2 separate regions of the Homo sapiens genome follow, and region 1 is linked to region 2. The links are chromatin loops, found by intact Hi-C in ENCODE. Cell type or tissue: A673. All regions are shown on one strand.

Region 1 (2,500 bases), 270 kb before region 2:
GTGAGACTCCATCTGAAGTAAATGTTGATGCCTGGGAGGTAAAGTTGTTAACTACTCCCCTAAATTATCATAACTTTAGCCAATTTGAAAAAATACAACGAAAAAATTTCCTTACTAAATTTTAATCACTCTAAAGTTCAGGGTATTATATCAAAAAGTAATCATAACCACTTATCTCTTATTTTGCCTCACTGATTTTTCCCTATTTATTTTTACAGGTCAATAACTAGAGCATGCAAAATAATTCTTCAATTTCCTGTGTGTGCTTTTCTCGTGAAACCAAGTAGTTTAAGTACTATGAAAGTAGCTATATTTTGAATTTTATATTTACTGCTTAAAAGAGTAGATGTAAATACTTTTTAAAAGCAGATTTCTTTCTAACAGTTGCTTTTGTTTTTCTTGGTAACTCTTGAATATTGTCAATCCTATGTCAACATTTAAGTTTAAAAAAAGCTCTTCTTAGATTTTAGTTTTCTGTTACAATTATTTTATTCCTATTTTAGACATGACTGTAATCTGTAGTTTTGCACAATTTCATGACCTATTTTTGTTTATATTTTTCTGTATTATCCGGTGAATACATCAGTTTGAAGAGATAAACTTTCATCCTGTCATGAGTAATACCTACTCAAAAACGTAGCAGTATCACGTTACCCATATCTCCCCACATCAAGTTCAGTGCAGACCCAGTAATTTCTTTCTCCCTACAACAAAATGGAGTTAATCCATCTTGTCCACTAACACAAAGTACATGAAATATTTCACAGGCAATTAAAGTGACAGAAAAATATATAACTCTCGCCGGAACCAATTTGGGATGCACCTTGTGAGCTGCTTTCTCGGGCACCTCTGCACCAACTTTGTTTCTCTGCTCTGCCACTGTACAGTAGTTTCATTTCAAGTCACGGATTCTGGATACCAACCAAGCTGGCAAATGAAAAATAACACAGCCAGGGCCATTTCACCCACCAGTGATCTCTGTCTGTGAGATAATTCCTCCCTGAGGTTTCTTTCTCTCCACTACTGTGTTCTTAAAGGCCTAACACAGGGCAGCGGACTGGTGCCACTGTCTAAGGTTTCAATTAAGACGTGGAGATATCAAAGAAGTAACAAACAGGCCTCCACAACAATGCCTCATGGTTTGCTCTCAGTTCTGGTTAAGAGATGGCAAGATACTTGAAAAATGTAGTTCATTAATCCTCACAACAGACCCCGGAGGTTGAGAGGACAGAAATGGAGCCAGCAACAGGATCGAGTTTGAATAGCTTCTCTGTTGGTTGTGTACATTGGGAGCTGACTGTGAAATCTATGTGGACATACTGAACCCTATGGTTAACCTCATGGTGCAAATGTGTTGATCAAAGGCACTCTGTCAGTATCTGATTAAGAGCCATGTAAGAACACTGAAGACATTTCCTTCTGCTTAACAACTCTGATTACAGGGGGCTCCTGGAGTGAGTTTTCCTGTAAGCAGTCAAGCAGGTCCCTGGGCTCCAGCTGTAGCTATAGGGTTTCCCAATGGCAGAGCTTCCTGTTGCTGAAGGCTTCAATTCATTCACAGCTTGTAAATCAGTAGCCTGTAAATCAACAGATTGAGCTACTACTGTTTAAAACACAGTTTCCTCAACAAGCTTCCTTCTGGTTTTGTTTTCATATATCAAGGGTATGAAAAAAAAGTGTCCAAATTTTAACACCTGGACCGATGGGGTCTCAGCAGGAGAGGTATGTTGCACTAAGCTCTGCAGTTTTGTTTTTGTTTCAGCGGAGCAAGGACTTAGTGACTAAAATCAAGACAGCATTTCCTTAGAGAAATGACAGGGGACAATTTTAGAAAACTGAAAATTTCTTATGCTGCATGCACCGCAGCAATTTTTAATGTCCGATAAGAGGTACAACAAAAAGCTAAAACTGGAATGAGAATCACCACATTAATTGTTTGACTCTCCAGTATTAAACATGTATAGATACCATTTTGAAATTGATCTGAAGTGTTTAATCAAACTATTTTGAACATTTTATATGGCTTAAAGGCTGTTAAAACTGAATCAACAGCAAAAGGACTGATTAATTGCAGAAAATCTTCTATTATTAATGATTAATTGTACAGAAAGCTATACATCAAGAAAGCTAACTGAAAATGTGTCAAACATCTAAATTATGGCTTCATCTATTATTACTAAGTATGTTTGTTAGATGGCAATAACAGGTACCATATAGTCTATACAATATTATAACAAGCTTTTATTCATTATGGTCATGTTTATTTGACAGAGCAGAATTATGTGAAAAGTAATTTGTAAATCATATTATGTTCAAAGTTAATATTAAGTGTTGATAATGAGTAGCCAAGAAAATTAACAACTTCATTTTATCCTGGCTCCTATATGAAATGCAACAAACTCACATGGAAACTTAATTTATTTTCCTTGTCAGCAATCTGGAACTATCAATATATTGATTCTATTTATATGATTGTCTCTAGGTTCTATGAGAACCGTAG
Region 2 (2,500 bases):
TTATAAAAATATAAGCATAATTCAGAGAAAAAAGTACATGGAACACAGATTAAAAGTATGGTATGTATGTAAAATAAAAAATGTTATTAATCTGAGAATAATATGTCATATTATGACTTGTTAATTAGAAACTGATTTTCATATATACCATAGAAATTGTTTCAATAATTAATTAATTAATCCATATTTCTGCTGTGTATATATATATAGAAAATGAAAGGTGCTATAGACAGTGCCTAAAACTATACTCTCTGGAGCCGAAGCACCTTAGTTGAAATCCAGCTGTTTTTCTCAGAATAAATGATTTTCGTCTCTCTAGGCCTCTAAATCCTCACAGGTAAAATCAGCATAATAATTGCATCTACTACCTGGATTGTTGTCATGATTAAAAAGTTAACATATGTAAAATCTTTAAAAAGTGTTTGTGTCACAGTGACTACTTAGTACATTTAACTTTTATCATTATTTCCAGGCCCTGAATTACTGTGCCATATGCTTGTCCCCCAACAAAGCACATACAGATAATTGTTTATTTGCTTGACTGTGTTTCTTGCTAGATTGTAAACACCATAAGATTAGGTACCATACTGTACTTATCATACCTGCAATACTTGCACAATTTCAGATCTGCTATAGCCATGTCATAGTTATGGAGTAGGGGAGAGGAGAAGGAGGAAGGAAAGAAACAAAGAAAGCAACAAGAAAAAGAATGAAAATGGTTTCTCCCCTTAAGAAACTCATATTTTATTAGGAGAACAGATGTGCATGCGGCTGATTAAAGTACACTTGCAATGTTTTGTTGAGGAGTAAGTAACAGATGAAGACTAGGGATAGCTATCTAAAGATGGGGAGACTCGTAGCGGTTTGGGGGACTATGGATGGGAGGGTATTCCGGTTAGAGGAAGCAACATAAACATAGAAATGGAGGCGTTAAAAGACATAGAATCTGCAGGGGAAAATGAGTTCACTTTGGCTTCAATATTATGTTCATAGGGAAAATTGAATACCATACAAAGCTGTGGTGGTAAATTAGATCCAGACTTCACAGGACTCGGTATGTCATAACCTTTGTTTACATGAGATGAACTCAGTTTTGTTTTTGTTTTTGGATTTCTTTTTTTGTTCAAACACTTATTTATTTTACATTTCATGTGCCTTGTAGTTACTTTGAAAAAAATAAAAAAATTGAAGTATTTTCTTTAATTCTGCTAGCTTTTGGTACATTTGTATGGTAACTATTTTTGTTAAAAGTAAGTATATGTAACATGTTTTATCACTCTGTCATTGGAAATTTGAGCCAGTCGCTGTGCTACGAGGCCCTCTAAATAATTAAGACATAACTAGAGGGCTGTGATTCAGTAAATCATGGTGCTAGCCCAGGGATTGGAAAGGGCCTCGGGTTTCTAACCCCCAGCCCGCTAATGAATCCCCTCTACAACATCGCCACCAAGTGGCCATAGAACCCCTACGGGAGGCGCTGGACTGGGTTAGAGAATGCTTTGCTCTGCAAGTAAAACCATAGTGAGTTAGACTTTAAAGGTAATCAACAAAAAGTAGTGTGTTTAATTTAAAACGCGTGTCAGTATTTATCATTAAGGTCCCCAATTCTTAGGGAAAATCCATTTCTTTTTTTAACAGAACTTGAGGAATAGAATTGAAACAGATATTTCCTAACCTTAACAATATTCATTTTTAAATGTTTCTTTCCACACATAGTCTTCTGGACAGAGGATAAGTAAAAGAAGCCAAGGGTTCATGAATATGAACAGAGATACAGCAAAAAGAAAGCAGGAAAAAAGAGAAAAGAAATGGACAACACACTAAAAATGGCTTAGTGGGCTGCTATTTGCCTTAGGTTTTTATTTTTATTTAAAGGATGAACACAACATTACTTTAAAAACATTTATTAGTATTACAGGTAGTGTTAGATCAGCTAGTGTTTCCATCAACCCATGCAGTAAACACTTGGAAGTATAAACATATAACACCTGGCAACATATAAGCAGAATTTGAAATGAGTGGAAAGGAATGATGACAAATAACGAGGTATGGGCCGCTTGTTCCTAAATATACAGAGTTGGCTTATTTTGCCAACTCAATGTTCGGGACGTAATTTTATTAAGTTGATGCTACAGATACTTATCGTTCTCATAAAGCAACTACAATAACAAAAACAAAAGTAAATAAAATAGCCAACACTGAGCCAAAACCAAACTTTCTTTTTGTGAAGAAGAAAATATAAATTATTTACCCTATGAGAACAACAGGTAACAGTATTTATTCCCCATCTCAGTAAGGACAGAATTATTTGTGGGTAAAAAAATAATGTTACCTCTGGAAATTTGCAGCTATAGATATGTATTTTCTAAATTAGTTTCACTGTTACAGGGCAAATCATCAAACCATCAGCAGTATAAAATGTGGCACCAAGATATTTCATGTCCAGACACTATTGCCAAAATTCTACTCTTTCATCCCTCTTAATATATTTGTTCCTTTA

The links. Hi-C counts contacts between places; a loop is a spot of excess contacts. Peaks named below come from ENCODE experiments on the same cell type or tissue, not always from the same donor. Only the 100,000 strongest peaks of a DNase experiment are listed, where the experiment ranks them.
Region 1: a loop joins it to region 2, with 2.4 times the contacts of the local background. A loop is called at or near these places in 4 of 110 quality-filtered maps.

What each region holds. Positions count from the first base shown.
Region 1 is chr3:89,576,856-89,579,355 of GRCh38, forward strand. No RefSeq gene overlaps it. Among named protein-coding and RNA genes, the nearest start is that of EPHA3, 470 kb to the left of the region's middle. In A673, no CTCF peak of the experiment used is centred here; a DNase peak (open chromatin) is centred at 1,496; H3K27ac peaks cover 1,332 bases.
Region 2 is chr3:89,850,775-89,853,274 of GRCh38, forward strand. No RefSeq gene overlaps it. Among named protein-coding and RNA genes, the nearest start is that of EPHA3, 740 kb to the left of the region's middle. In A673, a CTCF peak has its summit at 1,465 (motif pointing left); a DNase peak (open chromatin) is centred at 1,417.